Linked DNA regions of Homo sapiens: region 1 is linked to region 2. Evidence: chromatin contacts called from ENCODE Hi-C or POLR2A ChIA-PET data. All regions are on one chromosome and are shown on one strand. The core of a region is the stretch at or near the end of the contact, and the rest is flanking DNA. Distances in the headings are between cores, read along the strand shown.

Region 1 (6,168 bases), core at 2,336-4,835, 720 kb before region 2:
AAAGATTCTGCCACAAGACTACAGCATCTGCTCCTGCCTCAGTTTCCTGCCTGCCCTACAGATTCCACACATGGGCACTGGTACCATCTCCATTTTGGGGTTTTGTTGTTGTTGTTTTGAAATGGAGTCTCAATCTGTTGCCAGGCTGGAATGCAGTGGTGTGATCTCAGCTCACTGCAACCTCCGCCTTGCAGGTTCAAGTGATTCTCCTGCCTCAGCCTCCCGAGTAGCTGGGACTACAGGCGTGCACCACCACGCCTGGCTAATTTTTGTCTTTTTAGTAGAGACGGGGTTTCACCATGTTGGCCAGGCTGGTCTGGATCTCTTGACCTCGTGAACCTGCCTGCTTCAGCCTCCCAAAATGCTGGGATTACAGGCATGAGCCACTGTGCCTGGCCTACCATCTCCATTTCACATAAGAAAAAAAAAACGGCCAGTGCAGTAGCTCACGCCCGCAATCCCAACACTTTGGGAAGTCCAGGTGGGAGGATTGCTGGAGGCCAGGAGTTTGAGACCAGCCTAGGCAACATGGTGAAACCTCATCTCTTCTAAAAATCCAAAAATTAGCCGGGTGTGGTGGCATGCGTCTGTAGTCCAGCTACTAGGGAGGCTGAGGTGGGAGGATCGCTTGAACCCAGGAGGTGAAGGCTGTAGTGAGCCAAGATGGGGGCACTGCACTCCAGCCTGGGCCACAGAGTGAGACCCTGTCTCAAAAAAAAAGAAAAAAACTAAGGCACACAAAGGGTCCTTGGTCAAGTTCACCCGGCTGGTGAACACTCAGGGAACATCTATTATCATAGCATTTGAAGTTCCCCCAGTGCCCCTCTGGTCCCTGCCATCATTTCCAGCCCCCTCAGCCACCCATGACACCAGCAGGTCTTTCTTCTTGTCTACATGACTTTGCGTATGCCATTCCATCCTTCTAGAAAGCTCTTCCCTTCAACTTGCTCTGACAAACTCCTGCTCATCCCTCAAAGCCCAAGCTCCCATGTCCCCTCTCTCCGCCCCAGCCCTGGAGGGATGGAGGAGGCATGTCACGTGGTAAGGGCTCCATCCGTGTTTGTATATATTACTAATACCTCCTCCGGAGAGAGCTGTGCCAGGCTGGGCACCCCTCATTCCACAGTGACCTGGGCGGCTTCCTGGAGGAGGCTGCAGCACGTACCTCATCAGCAGCCGTGGCAGGCGTGTGCAGCTGGTGCAGCCGGAGCCAGGTGGCCTTGTACTTGTCCAGTTTCTGGCCTTTGTACTTGACAGAGGCCCAGCCACAGCCCGACTTCTTGGCAGGGTTCACCAGCTTCTTGCAGTGGGTGGCCCAGGCGCTGGGTGAGTTGAAGGTCTGCCCGGTCTCCTGCCACATGATCCTTCCGTCTGGCTGCAGGTCGCCCAGGAACTTCTTCCCCTGCAGTGACAGTCAGCTGGCTGGGCCCAGGACCAACACCCACCATGCCCTCTCTCCCGGGGGGTCCTCCCCAGACCTACGCTCCCTCAGGCATGTCTTTACAGGGCTTCCAGGAACACCTCTCAGGCCGGCTGCAGGGCCTCCTCAGTGCCTGGGAGTCCACACCCACAAACCTGATCAGCCTGCACCAAGCTGCCTGGCAGATATCTGCACCCCGCCCACCATGACCAAGAAACCCCTAAGATCGGGGATAGGGTCTGTCTGTCTTGATCACTGCTGTGTCTCCAGGATGCAACACTCAGCAGTTGCTCCATTCAGAAACTCCCATTCAGAAGGGGAATAATGTGCTACCATTCACAAATCAAACAATAATGACAACAGTAATAGTAATAATACAGGGCTGGGTGCAGTGGTTCACGCCTGTAATCCCAGCACTTTGGGAGGCTGAGGCGGGCGGATCACCTGAGGTCAGGAGTTTGAGACCAGCCTGGCCAACATGGTGAAACCCCATCTCTACTAAAAATATAAAAATTAGCCAGGCGTGGTGGCGGGTGCCTGTAATCCCAGCTACTCAAGAGGCTAAGGCAGGAGAATTGCTTGAACCGGGAGGCAGAGGTTGCAGTGAGCCGAGATCATGCTACTGCATTCCAGCCTGGGCAACAGCGCGAGACTCTGTCTCAAAAAAAAAAAAAAAAAAAAAAAAAGGCCGGGCATGGTGGCTCACGCCTATAATCCCAGCACTTTGGGAGCTGAGGCAGGCGGACCACGAGGTCAGGAGTTCAAGACCAGCCTGGCCAATATAGTGAAACCCCGTCTCTACTAAAACTGCAAAAAAAAAAAATTAGCCAGGCGTGGTGGCGCATACCTGTAGTCCCAGCTACTCGGGAGGCTGAGGCAGAAAATCGCTTGAACCGGGAGGCAGAGGTTGCAGTGAGCCGAGATCGAGCAACTGCATTCCAGCCTGGGCAAAAAAGCGAGACTCTGTCTCAAAAAAAAAAAAAAAAAAAAAGTACTAATACCTACCACAGATAAAGTGCTTACCATGTGGCAGGCGCCTGCTGAGGGCTTTATTCATTTAACCATCCCCTAATTTTCCCATGGTGGGGAAATATTCCATTTCACGGCTGGGAAACCACAGGAAGGCCGGGGTGTTGCCCATCTGACCCTGCGCGGGTGGTGGCTCCTCTCTGAGCCTCAGCTTCTCCTTTGTGGGATGGGGTGTTTGGTAATCTACGTCCTCCCCACCAGAAGGACCCATCTGTGCCTCAGATTCCTCTCTCCACATGGGGCTTGTCCCGTAAAAAGAGCTCCGGGCCTCAGTGTCCCCTCCACGGGAGCTCCTCCTGCAGGAAAGGAGCTCTGGGCCTCAGTTTCCCCTCCCCACACTGGGGCTTGTCCTAAAGCAAGGGAGCTCTCCAGGCCTCAGTCTCCCTTCCTCACACCGGGGCTCTTCCTGCCGCCAAGGGAGCTCCGGGCCTCAGTCTCCCCTCTTCATGTCGGGGCTCTTCCTGCAGCCAAGAGAGCTCCGAGCCTCAGTTTCCCCTCCTCACACTGGAGCTCTTCCTGCAGTCAACGGAGCCCCGGGCCTCAGTTTCCCCTCGCCACACCGGGGCTCGTCTCTCAGCAAGGGAGCTCCGGGCCTCAGTGTCCCCTCCCTACACTGAAGCTTGTCCTGCAGCAAGGGAACTCCAGGCCTCAGTTTCCCCTTCCTGCCCGAGCCGCGATGGGACGAGGGAGGCGGGGTGCTCACCAGGTAGTAGATGGACAGCACCCCGGCGCCAGGCTCCAGCAGCGCGTCTTTGAGGAGCACCCGCAGTGTGACCGCGCGCCTGGTGAGCGCGCCCCCGGGCCCGCCGCAGCCCCCCGCCCCGGCCCCGCCGCCGCCGCCTCCTCCGCTGACGCTACTGCCGCCGCCGCCACTGCGTCCACCGCCCGCTCCCGCATTCGGCCGCTCAGGGTCCTCGGCCTCCGCTTCGTCCTCGTCCTCCTCCGGCGCCTCCTCGCCCGCACCGCCCGCCGGGGACAGCGGCTCCGGAGCTGCGGACAGCGAGAGGCTGCAGGGAGGCCGCTCGCCCCACGGCTCTGCAGCCCCGCGCCCCTGCAGCCCCGCGCCCCGCGCCTCCGCCCCGCTGGGCCCGCCGTACCTGCCATGGCCGCGCCTCCCCGCGCCCGGAGCTCTAGACTCCGGCTTCCCGGCACGTCACGCGGCCCCGCCCCGGGGAGGGGAGGGGCGCCCCAACCATTGGCCGTCGCCGGGGTCGGGGGAAGGGCTCGGCGCGCTGGGGTGGGCGGAGAAACTGAGGCCTCGGGGATGCCCACGCGGGAGAGAGATCGGGAACTCAGCCCTCTGGGAACATTCGGGAAACTGAGGCGTGACGGGGTGTTGACCGGGAGCTCATTGGTGCGAATGGGGAAACTGAGGCCTCGCTGTCCAGGGATAGAGGTTGCAAGGTGGAAGCCTGGGGCGGGTGCGCGAGTGGCTCAGCCTGCTGCAAGGAGAGGAGAAGGTGAGACCTGCGGTCACCGCACTTGAGGAACTCAGAGGCCTCGGCCTTTAGGACCAGGGGAGAAACTCAGGTCCAGGGGAACAATGCGGACTCCAATAGGGAACAGCCTCGCGCAGACACAGGTGGAGCCAAAGAGCCCAAGCCGGCCTCAGTCGCTAAAGAATTAACTCCCACCCTCCCGGGCGGCCCTCGACTGATTCCATGATTGGACCGTTGCGGAGCCCGCCAGCCAATGATAAGAGTCCCATTTATTTCACCCTCAACCAATCGATAGCAAGCTACTGGATTCCCGCACCAACCAATCCGTGTCAACTATCTGATTACACCAACTCGGATTTGACCAATGGGCAGACGTCCATGTAAACCAATCAGTAGAAACCCTTAGTTATGAGCGCAAACCATCAGAGGCAGGGACTGGACTCACCAGCCAATCAGCTCCGGGTATAAGGCCAGCCGAGTCCGGCCCTCCATACCCTTGGGCGGAGCAGGAGGCAGGGCCGGGCTCGTTGCGCGCCTGATCAGTGCAGCCCCGGCCTTTGTCCCCTACCCTGTTTCTGCAACTACATCCCCGACCCTGTCCTGGGACCTTCGTCCCGGAGCCCAGGCTCTGGGATTTCCCTCAGTCCCTGGCAGGGTTGAAAGTCCGGGATGGGGACTTCCTAAAGCTCCGGGACGCCGTGGGATGGGCTCAAGTGCGGGTGGCTTTGCCCAGACCGCAGTCGGGAAGTGGGAACTGGACAGTAGGGGTGCGGGGGAGGCTCTCCAGGGTGCTCGGGAATGTTCTCAGGAAGAAGACTTGACATAGAGCAAGAGCTGGGTACATGTGAACTATTGTTGTCCAGCCCAGGCACCCTTTAGGGGCCCCACCCTGACTGTCCAGCCAACAACGGGCATCCCCAAGGCCTGCAGACTCAGCATAGCCCAAACCGGCCTCAGTTTATTTCCCCAACTCCTTACGCACTTTCTCTTTGGCTTTTTTTCCGTCCCCTGCCTTCCAAAACCCTGAGCCACACCTCCAGCCTCTTGCACCCAAATCCTGGCCATCGCAGTGAGTCTCAGGCCTCCAAACTCATGCCCCACCCTGTCGGTCTTCCACCATTGCCCCAGAGGGCTCTTTCTAAAATGCACCTATTACCACCTCCCTCCCATATTATTATTTTGTTTTCTTTTCTTTTCTTTTTTCTTTTTTTTTTTTTTTTTTTTTTTTTTTTTTTGAGACGGAGTCTCGCTCTGTCACCCAGGCCGGAGTGTAGTGGCAAGATCTTGGCTCGCTACAACCTCTGCCTACCAGGTTCAAGCGATTCTCCTGCCTCAGCCTCCCAATTAGCTGGGACTGCAGATGCACATCACCACACCCAGCTAATTTTTGTATTTTTAGTAGAGAAGGGGTTTCACCATGTTTGCCAGGCTGGTCTCGAACTCCCAACCTCAGGTGATCCACCTGCCTCAGCCTCCCAAAGTGCTGGGATTACAGGTGTGAGCCACTGCGCCCAGCCTATTTTCTTTTCTTTTCGAGACAGGGCCTTGCTCTATCTCCCAGGCTGGAGTGCATTGGTGTAATCATGGCTCACTGCAGCCTTGGCCTCCTGGACTCAAATGATCCTCTTGCCTCAGCCTCCAGAGTAGCTGAGACAACAGGCGTGACCAGCATGCCTGGCTAATTTTTAATTTTCTTGTAAAAGAAGGGGATCTCACTATGTTGCCCATGCTGGTCTCCAAGTCCTGGCCTTAAGCAATCTTCCCACTTGGGCTCCCAAAGTGTTTGGATTACAGGCGTGAGCCACCGCACCCTGCCCTCCTCTCATGCTGTAAATCCTTCTGTCGCTCCACATTGCCTTAGACAAATACAATAAAAACTAACCACCCTGGCTGGGCACAGTGGCTCACGCCTGTAATCCCAGCACTTTGGGATCACTTGAGGTCAGAAGCTGAAGACCAGCCTGACCAACATGGTGAAACCCCATCTCTAATAAAAACAAAAAAATTAGCCGGGGGTGGTGGCAGGCACCTGTAATCCCAGCTACTCCAGAGGCTGAGGCAGGAAAATCGCTTGAACCCGGGAGGCGGAGGTTGCAGTGAGCCGAAATCATGCCACTGCACTCCAGCCTGGGCAAAAGGAGCAAAACCCTGTCTGAAAAAACAAACAAACAAAAAAACGAAACAAAAATCAACTCTCTGACCTTACTTAGTATAGCTGATACTATCAACTTTATCAGACAGTTCAGTGGATGAACACATTGCCACAGTCCCACGGCCTTT
Region 2 (5,715 bases), core at 694-3,193:
GGTCTCGAACTCCTGAACTCAGGTGATCCACCCACCTTGGCCTCTCAAAGTGCTGGGATTACAGGACTGAGCCACCGCGCCCGGCCCATGCAAGTGATCTCTTAATGTGCTGCAAGGATGCATCTGAATTTTGGGAAGCACAGGGTCAGGCCTTCGCTTTGTTTTGGGCCATCCCATCAGCATGACAACCCACATCTCAGGACCGGCAAGGTCATCATCTAGAGCGGCAGGAGATGGTCTCTTCTTCCTCTGTAAGGTTCCATCCTTGCCTTAACACCAAGCAAAGCATACAAAGCCAGCGTTTACGGGGATGTTATGAAGTTGTATTCCAAGATAAACGTTTTATTTATTTATTTATTTATTTATTTATTTATTTGAGACGGGGACTTGCTCTGTCGCCCAGGTTGGAGTGCAATGATGCGATCTCAACTCACAGGAACCTCTGCCTCCTGGGTTCAAGCGATTCTTCTGCCTCAGCCTCCCGAGTAGCTGGAATTACAAGCATGCCACCATGCCCAGCTAATTTTTGTATTTTTAGTAGAGACGGGGTTTCGCCATGTTGGACAGGCTGGTCTCGAACTCCTGACCTCAAGATCCACCTGCCACGGCCTCCCAAAGTGTTGGGATTACAGGCATGAGCCACTGCACCCCACTCAAGATAAACATTTTAATTTTCTTTTTTTTTTTGAGACGGAGTCTTGCTCTATCGCCGAGGCCATAGCGCAGTGGCACGATCTCGGCTCACTGCGACCTCCGCCTCCCAGGTTCAAGCAATTCTCCCTGCCTCAACCTCCCAAGTAGCTGGGATCACAGGTGCATGCCACCACACCCGGCTAATTTTTGTATTATTTAGTAGAGATAGGGTTTCACCATATTGGCCAGGCTGGTCTTGAACTCCCGACCTCAGGTGATCCGCCCGCCTCGGCCTCTCAAAGTGCTGGGGTTACAGGCGTGAGCCACCGTGCCCGGCCAAGATAAATATTTTAAAAGTTAGCTTAAATTACTATCATCCTCCATAAACAGGCCTTCCCAGCCCCGAGTGGTTAGAACTGCACGGGGTGGTGGTAGCAGCCACCATGGGCTAGGGGAGCTCAGGATGGGACATCAGCGTCTTCTAGGTCTCTGGCCTCCAGCCTTGCCCCTGAAGTCCGTCCTCCCACGCCAAACTTGTTTCAACAGCAAGTCCCCCAAACCCTGCTCACAACCCTCCCACGGGTCCCCAGCACCCACACCACAAAGCTGGGCAGCCTGGGTTGAGAAGGCAAGTGTTAAGAGTGACTTTCCCTCTCTGAGCCTCAGTTTCCCCGTCTCTAAAATGGGTTGATGGGGGAATACAGGGAGTTATCAAAGTTTTTGTTTTTTTTTAAAGCTTAACTCCCAAAATACATAGGTGTTCATTGGCAGGTGGTGGAGCATAACGATGACTCTCATAAGAAGGCTTTTCAGTTTCTGTCCCCGCGCCCGCCCTCTGCCCTCTGGAGCTGCCTGGCACCTAACACCTTCCCGGTTCCTCGCCTTTCGGGGACCTCGCTCCCCGGACACGCCTCTCCTCGGCCACGCCCCTGGCCACGCCAATGAAGCGCTACTTCCGACCTAGACCCGCTTCTTATTGGTCTCGCCTCGGCAGGCCCCTCCCTGCACAAGGTTCCTAGTTTGCCCTTGCCCCGCCCACAGTTTCTCAGGCCCCCTGAGGCGTGGGGACCCGCCTAGGGCTGCCTCCAGCACTGCCTGAAAGGAGACTCCGCCACCCTGGAGGCAACAATCCCACTGGAGTCAATCACGCGGTCCACATTTGCAGACGTAGTGGAAAGTCTGGGGTGTCGGAGTCCTTGCGGGCTGGGGCGACGGGATGGGTTGCTCTTTCCCGGCTCAGGCGCAAACGGGGCAGCCTGGAGAGCGCCGTGGGCGAGGAAGGCCCCCAGCGCAGGCTTCGGCTATTGGTGTTGGTGCCGCGGCCACTGGCCCAGCCGATGGGTCGGGACACACGCTCGCGCTCGCGGTCCGCGGGTCGCCGGGGCCGAAGGCGGCAGAGTCAGAGCGGGAGCCGAAGTCGGAGCAGGAGCCATGGGCGGCGAAACCGACGGCGCCGGGAGGACGAGGGACGGCGCAGACGGAGGCGGCGGAGCCGGGAGCGCAGGTGGGGTCGCTGCGGGAGCAGCGCTGGGGATCCGGCTCCTACCTCAGGAGCGCCCGACCGAGGGTTGGAGATCCCGGGGAACCGGGAAACCCCCGACTTACTCGGGGAGGGCTTCCTAGAGAAGGGGACAATTGACCACCGGTTGGAATTAACCTGGCAGCGGAAGGAAGGCGAGAGGCGTTCCAGGCAGGGGACCGGGCGGTTGGAGGGACAGCCCGGAGCCGGGTGAGCGAGGCGGCGGGGAGGTAACGAGAGATCAGATCATATCATATCGAGCCCTGTGTGCTCAGCACATTAGATCTTGGCTATTAGTCGGAGGGAAATGGAGAGTCTTGAGAGGAGTTTGGGTAGGGGAGTGACGTGGACTGACTTAACTCTGCATACTTTCTGGCTTTGAGGTGGAGAAGGGATGGAGCGGGGTAGGCAGGAGCGGCATCAGAGTAGGACGGCACAATTGTCCAGACAGTAGATGATGGCAGTCTCGATGGGAGGGAGGCTGTAGTCAACCACAGCGGGCAAAGTGCGTAGATTTCAGAGGGATTCTGGAAGTAGAGGAGACAACATTTGCTAATGGAGGTGGGCTGTGGGAGGGAAAAAGACTCGGTGTCAGCTGGCAGGACTCACAGCTGATTCCTAGTGCCTGAATCTCAGCTTCCCCATGGTCCTTTTCTTCTGGAGATGGGGCACTTGGTCGGATTTGCCTTGAGCCGGCTCCAGTACAGAGAAACCAAAATGGGGACAGGGACTGATTCCCAGACCGGGGCCCCAGTGCTGGCTCAGCCCCTTCGTGGCTGACACTCAGGCCAGTCTTGCCCCGCTCTGGGCCAAGTTCACTCATCGGTTGTTGGTTTTTTTGTTTGTTTGTTTTTGAGACGGAGTCTTGCTCTGTCGCCCAGGCTGGGGTGCAGTGGCACGATCTCGGCTGTTACCTCTGCCTCCTGGGTTCAAGCGATTCTTCAGCCTCAGCCTCCCCGGTAGCTGGGGTTACAGGTGCTTGTTGCCACACCCAGCTAATTTTTGAATTTTTTCGTAGAGCTGGGATTTCTCCATATTGGCCAGGCAGGTCTTGAACTCCTGGCCTCAAGTGATCTGCCCGCCTCGGCCTCCCAAAGTGCTGGGATTACAGGCGTGAGCCACCGCGCCTGCCCATAAGTCTTGTTAATGTCATCTTTGTGTTTTTTCGCCTACCATTTTCTGGTATTGGAATTATTCACAATAATTTGCCACTCTAGATATGTAATTAGAATTAATGTTCACGAAAATTCAGTTGAACTTGTGGCCAATATTTAAGGGCTCTGCAATGATTGGTTTCAACATAGTTTAGATTTTTTTGACATGAGCTTAATGGGTAGAGCATTTAACAAAATATTTGGCAGTTCTCTGTGTACAAAGACCCCTAAACGTGACTGAGCGCAGTGGCTCACATCTGTAATCCCAACACTTTGGGAGGCTGAGACAGGAGGCTTGCCTGAGCCCAGGAGTTCAAGACCAGCCTGGGCAACATAGCAAGACCCCTCTGTACAAAAAAATGTAAAGAGTTACCTGGGCGTGGTGGTGTGTGCCTGTAGTCCCCGCTACTCAGGAGGCTGAGGCGAGAGGATGGCTTGAGCCCAGGAGGTCAAGGCTGCAGTGAGCTCTGATCATGCACTCCAGCCTGTGTGACAGAGGGAGACTCTGTCTCTAATAAATAAAAATATAGACCTTGTCTCTAGTAGACTCTGTGTCTAGTAGACCTTGTCTCTAATAAATAAAATTAAAGGCCCCTGAACCACCCCTGAGGTTGTGCATCTTCCATTCCCTGCGCTCTACTCTGTTAACTCCTGTCCATCCTGTGGGACTAGTTCAAATACCACTTCCATCTAGGAAGCCCTCCCTTGACAGCCTAAATGTGTTCGGGTCCCCTGGTTCGTACCCTTATAATTCCTGCGCCACCAGCCCCAGCCACCTCCCTGCCCGCGCCTCCTCCCTCTCCCCCACACTCTGTCTCAGCCATACAGCCTCCTTGTTGTTCTTAGAATGTGGCAGGTCAGTGCCTGCCTCTAGGCCCTCGCTCTTGCTCTGCCTCGAGCACTCTCCCTCCGAATCCACCCATCGCTGCCTCCCCACTCCCTCCAGACCTTGGCTCAGTGTCAGCTCCTGAGAGAGCCCCTCTCTGACCTCGGCCCTGCAGCCCCAGCCCCTGTGCTCGGCATTGCTACTCTTTGTGGCTTCTGCCTCTGCCTAGTGTTGCGTGGTGTGTTTATTTGTTGATGTCTTCCTTGTTGGGGCCCACCAGAGGGTGAGCCCAGGAAGGCAGAAGCCATCGGTATTTGGGTCACTGCTGTGTCCCCAGAACCTAGAACAGTGCCTGCTCCCCCACGGGCACCCAGTAAGCATCTGTGGAGCAGATGACAGCTGCAGGCACTGAGCAGGCATCCATGGTCCTCTCCGCAGGTCAGATTCAGAGGAAGAGCGGTGGCAGCGCTCAGGGATGCGAAGCCGGAGCCCCCCGCGGCCCAAGTGGCACTCAAGAGATGGGTCCTCTCAGTCGGACTCAGGAGAGGAGCAGTCACGGGGCCAGTGGGCTCGCCGGCGACGGCGCGCACGCTCGTGGTCTCCTAGCTCCTCAGCATCCAGCTCCGCGTCTCCAGGGCGATCCCAGAGCCCCCGGGCGGCCGCGGCTGCCCTGAGCCAGCAGCAGAGCCTGCAGGAGCGGCTGCGGCTGCGGGAGGAGCGGAAGCAGCAGGAGGAGCTGATGAAGGCCTTCGAGACGCCCGAGGAGAAGCGCGCACGGCGGCTGGCCAAGAAGGAGGCCAAGGAGCGCAAGAAGCGGGAGAAGATGGGCTGGGGTGAGGAGTACATGGGCTACACCAACACCGACAACCCCTTCGGAGACAACAACCTGCTGGGCACCTTCATCTGGAATAAGGTGGGCCCCGCCGGGTGGTGGCCTCTGTCCCTGTAGCATTTCCACTGTTTCTGGAGACCCCAACACTTGAGACACTCCCAGCCTGCCCTTGATCGTGCAAGAGTTGGTTTTACACACACACGCATAAGCAAGCTTCTGCCGCTATCAGCTTTCTTTTTTGACACAGGGTCTCGCTCTGTCGCCCAGGCTGGAGTGAAGTGGTGTGATCTCGGCTCACTGCAAGCTCCACCTCCCGGGTTCATGCCATTCTCCTGCCTCAGCCTCCTGAGTAGCTGGGGCTACAGGCGCCCGCTACCACGCCCGGCTAATTTTTTGTATTTTTAGTAGAGACAGGGTTTCACCATGTTAGCCAGGATGGTCTCGATCTCCTGACCTTGTGATCCACCCGCCTTGGCCTCCCAAAGTGCTGGGATTACAGGCGTGAGCCACCACGCCCGGCCAGCTTTCTTTTTTGACTCAGGGTCTCGCTCTGTCACCCAGGCTGGAGTGCAGTGGCGTGATCGTGGCTAACTGCAGCCTTGACCTCCTGGCCTCAAGCGATCCTCCTACCTCAGCGTTTTGACTTGCTGGGACTACAGGCACCACCACCATGCCCGGCTAATTTTTTATTTTTTTGTAAAGATGGAGTCTCACTATGTTGGCCAGGCTGGTCTCGAACTCCTAAGCTCAA

The links. A loop is a pair of places that touch in the nucleus more often than their neighbours do. ChIA-PET counts read pairs that join two places held with the same protein, here RNA polymerase II (POLR2A). Pooled maps may share reads with other maps.
Region 1: a map of HepG2 shows a loop between it and region 2 (16-fold over the local background). The contact joins the promoter of MPND here to the promoter of CACTIN in region 2. A Hi-C loop is called at or near these places in 1 of 168 maps with a recorded cell type or tissue (HepG2), 1 of 37 single-sample maps with no recorded cell type and 7 of 50 pooled maps. POLR2A ChIA-PET finds 5 or more read pairs at or near these places in 2 of 52 experiments (GM12878 and activated T-cell).

What each region holds. Positions count from the first base shown.
Region 1 is chr19:4,340,979-4,347,146 of GRCh38, reverse strand. MPND (MPN domain containing) reads right to left here and starts at 3,585. Exons shown (of 13, transcript NM_001300862.2): 1 at 3,547-3,585; 2 at 3,153-3,439; 3 at 1,166-1,402. The coding sequence starts at 3,553. RefSeq lists a silencer at 3,444-3,733 and enhancers at 3,802-4,533, 4,554-4,673.
Region 2 is chr19:3,623,018-3,628,732 of GRCh38, reverse strand. It overlaps CACTIN (cactin, spliceosome C complex subunit), which reads left to right and starts at 1,943. Exons shown (of 10, transcript NM_001080543.2): 1 at 1,943-2,137; 2 at 4,571-5,045. The coding sequence starts at 1,971. RefSeq lists enhancers at 1,610-1,979, 1,869-2,430, 2,431-2,992, 2,993-3,554, 3,781-4,280 and 1 more.